Regions from separate parts of the Homo sapiens genome. Here region 1 is linked to region 2. A link is a contact called in ENCODE Hi-C or POLR2A ChIA-PET data. All regions are on one chromosome and are shown on one strand. The core of a region is the stretch at or near the end of the contact, and the rest is flanking DNA. Distances in the headings are between cores, read along the strand shown.

What was found. Hi-C counts contacts between places; a loop is a spot of excess contacts on that map. ChIA-PET counts read pairs that join two places held with the same protein, here RNA polymerase II (POLR2A). Pooled maps may share reads with other maps.
Region 1: a map of OCI-LY7 shows a loop between it and region 2 (3-fold over the local background). The contact joins the promoter of ZBED5 here to the promoter of CAND1.11 in region 2. A Hi-C loop is called at or near these places in 4 of 168 maps with a recorded cell type or tissue (CD8-positive, alpha-beta T cell, OCI-LY7 and naive thymus-derived CD4-positive, alpha-beta T cell), 2 of 37 single-sample maps with no recorded cell type and 11 of 50 pooled maps. POLR2A ChIA-PET finds 5 or more read pairs at or near these places in 3 of 52 experiments (Caco-2, OCI-LY7 and Panc1).

The regions. Positions count from the first base shown.
Region 1 is chr11:10,856,284-10,860,227 of GRCh38, forward strand. It overlaps ZBED5 (zinc finger BED-type containing 5), which reads right to left and starts at 1,770. Exons shown (of 3, transcript NM_001143667.2): 1 at 1,579-1,770. ZBED5-AS1 (ZBED5 antisense RNA 1) reads left to right here and starts at 1,934. Exons shown (of 3, transcript NR_034137.1): 1 at 1,934-2,083. RefSeq lists enhancers at 1,436-1,815, 1,969-2,606, 2,116-2,205, 2,607-3,242.
Region 2 is chr11:10,306,252-10,310,533 of GRCh38, forward strand. CAND1.11 (a long non-coding RNA gene) reads left to right here and starts at 2,062. Exons shown (of 4, transcript NR_103765.1): 1 at 2,062-2,422. It overlaps ADM (adrenomedullin), which reads left to right. Exons shown (of 4, transcript NM_001124.3): 4 at 81-1,146. The coding sequence ends at 390. RefSeq lists silencers at 431-725, 1,063-1,162 and an enhancer at 1,663-1,932.

The DNA.
Region 1 (3,944 bases), core at 520-3,019, 550 kb after region 2:
TACAGTAACAAGCAGAACTAACTATAAACCCGTAAGATGGGTTTATTCTTTCTGGATCTAAGCAGTGAAAATGATTCTTTACTGCAATGCAGATCTTGGACTGAAAGAGAAGACGCCTAGCATAGTAAAAATTCTAACATTTTCATCCTGTTCAATATCTTGGCAATTTAGATGCTTTGAGATGTTCCCCCACCTACTGACTTCATAGAAACATGTTAAAACAACACCACCACCACACTTTCTAGAACTTGAAACTAAGCCTAATTTTTAAAAGTACAACCTCATCAATGTCTCTAAAACTAGGTCTTGAATCTAAAATGGAATTATACATAGAACTATTACATGAAGCAGTTCTTTCACTACAATCATTTTTAGCCCCCCAGTGACCAATCTCCTCAGGTAAACAATGTCTAATGACTGATGATTGTTTACTGTATGCCAATTACTGCTAAATCCCTCATATAGATTATCTCATCTATGAAGACACAAGGATTATTAATAACCCCACTTTAGAGATAAACAGACACAGGTTAACACATCTCGCTAACACCTCTTGTAAGTGAAAAACCAAGTTCAGAGCCCAAAAAGTTTGACTGCATAGCCCATGTGTCTAGCCATTACTTGGGTGTTCCTGAATACTTTTAATTCCCCAACTACTAAAAAATCTCGTTACTAGGAGTTGGGTTATGCAGCGAAACGGATGAACAATGGATTATAACTGCCAGAAAGTCGAGGGTCTCATACTAGCAACAGCATAAAGCCCTGCTTCTTATTGGGAGCAAAAAAGCAGATTCTCCTTCCACAGTCTCCTTTTGGATTTTGCAACGGAGAACTCTGTGGAGCTGCTGGTTCACGTAAAAGATCAGGATCCCTCTCGTTGCCAGAGGACACAGAAGAGTAGGAAGCTTTTGTTTTCAGAAAGAAGGTCCTCAACCCCACCTCTTCGAAGGTGTTTCCCCGAATTTCTCGAGGACAAAGAATCTGGACTCCTTTGAGAGTAAAGTTTCCTTTCCACTCCCTGAAGAGCGGGGAAAACTTCCGTCTTTAGTCTCCTTCCGGTTAAACTGACAAGTATCACAATCCTTTCTCCCCTATCTTCGGGCGGTTCCGGCTGGGAACAATACCCTCAGGGTCAGGAGGACAGGATCTGAGTGCAGGCCAGCCAAAAAGGTGGGAACAGATGCTCCTTCCAACACCTAAATGCTTTTTTAAACGGTCACCTGGATGTGCAGCCAGGGCCAACTATCCCTCAGCTCCTCCCTGTCACAGGTGCGCGCTGCCCACAGATTGCCACGACTGGGGGGCTCCCTACCAGTCGCAGCCCACCCTCGCCTCAGGTCTTCTCTCGCGTCCCCGGGCGGCCGCCTGCGCTAACGACCACATGAAAACGTCTCAGCACCCAACACCATCTCTCTATTTCATCTCCATCAGCGATGGAGAGAACGGATTTTGCCGCGGCTGGGCTGCACAGCAGCGCCGCGGTCCACAGCAGAGCCCGCGACCGCCATCTTAGGCAGTTCCAGGAAGCGGCCATTTCAGAGCGCACCGCTTAGCCGCGGCGGCGGCTCTGCTTCTCACCTTCACCGAGGCCTGAACAGGGTCAACAGCCAGTCGTCGTGGACTGGAGGGGGAGGGGAGAGAGGGAGGGGAATGAAAAACAAAACAGAGAGGAAAGAAGGATTCGGGGACAGGGTGATGCTCTCAGCTCAGGGATATCGCCTAGGCCATCTCCATAGAGATCCGATTCGCGGCTGGCGCGGTCGCCGGTCTGAAGATAAATTTAGCACTCTAGAGCACCCGAACCCTACAATCTTCACGAGCGACTCTGCCGCCGCCCAATCAGCGCCAGATTTGCGTCCCGCCACCAATCCGCGCTGAGCAGCGGGGCGGGACCAAAGGAAAGGACCAAGCTCGGTTGAGGCGCGGCCCAGCCGCAGCCGCAGTCACAGCCTCAGCCGCAGCGGCCGTGCTACCTAGGTGATAGCGGAGCGGCTGGGTAGGAAGCAATTGTTCTCAAACTTCACTAGCCCCGTCGGCGCGGACGCTTGTCGAGAATGCAGATTCCTGGGTACTGCCAGATACGGTTGGTGATCTTGTAGGGCTGGAGTGGAAGCCATGAATCTGCATTTTCATCATTTCTGGCCCTCTGCCCGGGCTGGGGTGATTCACGGGGATTCGTAGTGGCCCCAAAGGAGCACGCAGAACCTCGGCTGCTGTGCATTTATCACCTCTTTTGTTCCCGGAGGCCGCACCCCAGGTCCAGTTTACACAGCTGCCAACTCCTTTTCTTGGTTCCCACTGGAATCTAGGAAGAAAACTCGCCCTTTACTTCTCCGCCCCACACCCGACGACGGAGTGTCTAGAGGTCTGGTCGGCCTTGGCTGTGCGGAGGGCTAGGCCTGACGAGCGGGCGCTGATGCGGCGCAGACCCCGCCGGACCTCTTGGTCGGCCCGGGGTAGGCTGGGGAGCCGCGGGAACAGGACTGGATAGGGAAAGCGGCACCGCAGCGTCCACGGGCAAGCTGAAAGTCCGCTTGATGTCTTTGCATCACAGTGGCGCCCTCCCCGCAGGAACGCCCGGCCGCCTGCACCGAACGTTTGCCTGCAGGGAACGGCCAACCCGCCCTGAAATACTCTTTTTGTGGGCTGCAGCTTTCGGGTATTTTAAGCCATGGTTCTGTGCCCTTCCTTGTTTTCAAAAACACCACAGCCAAAGGCTGCGGGTTGTGTGCTTTCATTTTGTGTTAAGTTCTGTGGTGGAGACCTGGAGTCTGTTTTTCCAAATAGGCACCTTGAAATAGATACGCTTCTTAAGCGGGGAAAGTACGAGTAGGTCCTATTATTTGCAATGTTTTAGCCTTTCCAGACTCCGTACAAATGACTAAATGAAGATTGGATCGTATTTTCAGGCACTGCACCAATGATAGAAAATTCTCAACTTGGGGTCAAAAGCAAGGGCAGCTTTCGTTTTTCTTAAATATGCTTCTGATCAAATATCTAAAGTGTTGAAAGAAACCTAACCCTTAATAGCACAATTTACAGGAGTGCATAATTTCCTAGGACTGACATTTAGTTCCAAATGTTTTAAAGTCAATTACAACATCATCTCACCCTATAGTAAGCTGTCCATATATTCTCATTATTATTTTTAAATTATTTCTATTAAATCAGCTTCATTTGAACTTTAACCATAAATGCATAAATCGTTTTTGGGAAGGGGGTACAGTCGCGCTTGAAGAGCAAGGGATTTTGTCATTGCGGGAGTTGTCTGGCTTCAGAATAATATTGGAATAATATATTTTCGTGTTTCATATTTTAGAAAAACCTTTTACATATGTGCTCCCAAACCAATCTTTTTTTATTTTTTATTTTTTTTATTATTATACTTTAAGTTCTAGGGTGCACAACTTGCAGGTTTGTTACATATGTATACATGTGCCATGTTGGTGTGCTGCACTCGTTAACTCGTCATTTACATTAGGTATATCTCCTAGGGCTATCCCTCCCCCCTCCCCCCACCCCACGACAGGCCCTGGTGTGTGATGTTCCCCACCCTGTGTCCAGGTGTTCTCATTGTTCTATTCCCACCTATGAGTGAGAACATGTGTTTGATTTTCCTGTCCTTGCCATGGGCTCCCAAACCAATCTTTACACATCTTGTTTACATCTTCATGAAGAGGGAAAACCCAAAATATTAAACTGTTAGGCAGAATAGTGTTTAAATAAGTACATCTAAAGTTTAGGAATTAGGTCCTGATATGATTTGACTCTGTGTCCCTACCCAAATCTTATATCGAATTTTAATCCCCACGTATGGAAGGATTAAAGTGATTGGATTATGAGGACGTTTTCTCCCATGCTGTTCTGATAGTTAAGTGAATTCTCACACGATCTGATGGTTTTATAAATGGTAGTTTTTCCTGTGGTCTCACATGCTCTCTCTC
Region 2 (4,282 bases), core at 812-3,311:
CTCCCGTTCCCGGTGTTGGGGCCAAAGCTCTGCTTGATGGGGTCTCAAGTTGCCTTTCTTCCCCCTCCCCCCGCCCGCAGCAGTCCGGATGCCGCCCGCATCCGAGTCAAGCGCTACCGCCAGAGCATGAACAACTTCCAGGGCCTCCGGAGCTTTGGCTGCCGCTTCGGGACGTGCACGGTGCAGAAGCTGGCACACCAGATCTACCAGTTCACAGATAAGGACAAGGACAACGTCGCCCCCAGGAGCAAGATCAGCCCCCAGGGCTACGGCCGCCGGCGCCGGCGCTCCCTGCCCGAGGCCGGCCCGGGTCGGACTCTGGTGTCTTCTAAGCCACAAGCACACGGGGCTCCAGCCCCCCCGAGTGGAAGTGCTCCCCACTTTCTTTAGGATTTAGGCGCCCATGGTACAAGGAATAGTCGCGCAAGCATCCCGCTGGTGCCTCCCGGGACGAAGGACTTCCCGAGCGGTGTGGGGACCGGGCTCTGACAGCCCTGCGGAGACCCTGAGTCCGGGAGGCACCGTCCGGCGGCGAGCTCTGGCTTTGCAAGGGCCCCTCCTTCTGGGGGCTTCGCTTCCTTAGCCTTGCTCAGGTGCAAGTGCCCCAGGGGGCGGGGTGCAGAAGAATCCGAGTGTTTGCCAGGCTTAAGGAGAGGAGAAACTGAGAAATGAATGCTGAGACCCCCGGAGCAGGGGTCTGAGCCACAGCCGTGCTCGCCCACAAACTGATTTCTCACGGCGTGTCACCCCACCAGGGCGCAAGCCTCACTATTACTTGAACTTTCCAAAACCTAAAGAGGAAAAGTGCAATGCGTGTTGTACATACAGAGGTAACTATCAATATTTAAGTTTGTTGCTGTCAAGATTTTTTTTGTAACTTCAAATATAGAGATATTTTTGTACGTTATATATTGTATTAAGGGCATTTTAAAAGCAATTATATTGTCCTCCCCTATTTTAAGACGTGAATGTCTCAGCGAGGTGTAAAGTTGTTCGCCGCGTGGAATGTGAGTGTGTTTGTGTGCATGAAAGAGAAAGACTGATTACCTCCTGTGTGGAAGAAGGAAACACCGAGTCTCTGTATAATCTATTTACATAAAATGGGTGATATGCGAACAGCAAACCAATAAACTGTCTCAATGCTGATTCATTCTCTCGGCTCGGCTCTCACGTCTAGGAAGGGAGGGTGCCCTGGTCCCGGCCCGCCCAGGAGCCTTGGGGTCCCGCCGCCGGGCTTGGGAAGGTGGGACAGCGGCGCGTGCAGGTGCTGGCCCTACTCTGAGCGGGCTGAGCTGTCACGAGCTCTGTTCTCTGTGTGGGGCGCGCAGAACACGTGTCCTGGGTGCGAATCAGGGCTTCGCGGAGACGCCCGAGGTCACCGCCTGGCGTGGCGGCCGGCGGGGGGTGGGTAGGGGGAGCCCTAGTGGGTTGGCGAGCCTGGACTCTCGGGTTGCGCAACGGAGTCCTAGATTTATAGGGTTGCTCACAGAACCCGGCGCGAAAGCGAGCTTCGAAGAGTTGGGGTGGTCTCTGAGGCCTTCTAAGAGAGGCGTTCCCCCTGCCTGCCGCGGTTGTTAAAGTTCCAAGCCGCCCTAGCAATGCGTGGGGACACCTCCGGAAAACCCAGTAACCCCTAGTAACCCCGGGTCTGCCCGGGCCTGAGCGCCCGCGGGCCGCTGGCTCATGGGCGAGGCTGTAGCGCCCCCTGCAGGCAGCTGAGACAGGCCCAGCGCCGCCAAGCAGTACGTGCGGTTTAATAAGTTCTCCTACGTGGGAGTCAGCACACAGCCTTAATGAAAGAGGAAAGAAAGAAAAAAAAAAAGAGAGAAAGAAACAGTTTGCAGATGCCAACCAGGGCCGTCCTCCTACACCCCCCAGACCTGCACCGCGGCTCCCTGTTCTGGGACAGTGACTCAGCGCCCACACGCTGCGCTGCGTGCAGCTGCCGGCTGGAGGCGGGCAGGACGGACGTGCCGGCGGAACCGTGAGCCTCCGACGGCCTGAGACCTTCATTGTTCCGCCTCCCCTAGCCGCTCACCTCTTCCTTCCTCCTTCCCAAGCCTTTTTTCATTTTTTTCTTCACTTTTCTCCAGCCTTCCTCTCTCTCTCTCCTTCCTTCCTCCTTGCTTTCTTTATATGCCTTATCTTCTGAGAAGGTTGACCCCAGTTCCGGCGATAGACGGACACTAAGCCCCCCTTGAGTGACTAGAAAGGCAGGGGACATAGGAACAGTTAGGACATAAGGGAAGAGTAAAGAGAGGGACCCCTGATTTTGATTTCAGGGTGCCCTGTTTGTCTCATCCAATATCCTGAAGACCCAAGATGGAGACCAGCTACTTGTCCCTTCCAAAAAGCTTCCCTGGCCTTAATGTCAGTGCTTGTAGGTGATCTCAGAAACCTCCCTGGTGAAGAAAACCTGAAGGTGAGTTTGGAGAATGGAAATGTTTCCAGGGTAGCCTACGGCCTTCTGGGGCTTTTGCACATTACAGGGTCCCCTCCGAGGGGCTAGGATGTTTAGTTTCTTGCAGAAGAGGACTGCATACCCACTGAGAGAGAGGGGCCCTACTCTGGGGTCCAGAGATACCTCATTCCAAAGCAGTTTCAATTTAGAAGAAAGTAAACTCGAGTACATAGAATTTCCTTAAGACCATACAAAACCTCAGTTTGGGCACCTGGCTGTTGACAATGCCAATCTCATATAGTTTATTGTCCTGTTTGATCTTAATAATTGTGTGAGGTGTGCCAGAATTGAGGAGGTTAGAAATGCAGCTACAGACCATTCTTGTCCTCAAGGGCCTTTCAGAAAAAGATTCACTTTGTGGGAACTCTGTGCCAGGCACTGAGAAGGTACCAGGCATGTATGAATGAAAGAGTGACTCAAGATTCCTGTCATGGAATTTCTGTGCCAGTGAGTGGGTTCTGGGTGGTCTGAAGGGGCTACAGAAACTGCAGAGAGCAGCAAACACTTAAGCCTCGCAGACAGTGGCGCAAGATTACTCCTTTCCTTGAGCCAAGGTTGTCCTGTAGCCACAAAGCACTCCAGCCAAACCTCACCTTGGCACAGCGTCAGCCAGCAAACAAAGCTGCCAAAGGCAGGTTGGGCACAAGCTTCGGGCGGTTGTGAGCAGGGAACAGGCGTCTAGCCTTGTGCTGAGGAAGTCTTATGACTTGAGGGAATCCAAGGCAAGTGAAGGAGATGGTTCAGCCCTAAGACAAAAGAGGCAGCTGCTCAGCTGGAGTCCTTCCCGCTGAGAATCCTGTGACTGGAGACATGTGCGAGGAGACAGAGACCCTCCTAAGACCAGTTTGGTATGAGTTCAGGATTAACCAAAGGTCACCATCAAACCCCGGGCTCTTCTCTTTGAGGTGCTGAAGCTTATCAGGATAGGGACTATTGATGCCAAGAACACATTGTTTATCAACAGTGATGAGTCATTTGTGAGCTGATTCGACCTGTCCACAGCTGAGGAGTAGTCACAGCTTTTATCTTTAGCTACTGTTGCTTGCTGTGGGAATGATACCATACATTTGTAATCAAACACGGGGTATCAGGCAATTTCTTGAAAAGCCAACACCTTGGCTGAACAGCCAAGGGTGAAGGGGAGTGATGGGGAGGAATGGAAACAGATTCCTTTTTTAGCACTTGCTTGGTGTCAGATATTCTCTTTGCCACTTTATACACCTTATCTCATTTAATTCTTACAACAGCCTTGTGAAGTAGGTGTTATCTGTTTATTGATAAGGAAACAACCTCAGAGACATAAAGTAACTCAGCCAAGGTTACACAGTGAATAATAAGCGGTGGAGCCTGGATTTGTACCCAAATGCTACAGGCTATTTTGATCCTCTAAAGGCATATGGAGTAAAGTGGGATAATTTTAACGTTTAGATTCTCCAGCCAAATGTCCCCAAATGTCCTCTAAAACAGGGATAGCTTGTATAGGTGATTCACACCTGTGGTTCTGAAAGATTTACATGAGGGCTGGTAGAATAGGGAAGGAGAGCTGCTTCAAGCAGTAAGCTCAATGAGTGCAAAATAAATAAATGAACTGAGTTTTAAATTCTTGGTCTTGGTTTGAAGAAGGGATTATAAATCAACCTTTTTCCTCTCCTGAGCTAAGCCACTGACCTCTTTGGTTTGAATTGCCAAATATAGTTAAAATATACACTGAAGCTTCAAGAGCTGGTTTCGGGGGGGAAGGCCTTCTGAGCTATTCCTGGCCAAATACAGCCCCACACTGTAGGTCTTAAGTCGCCTGGAAGAACACCTGTGTCTACAAAA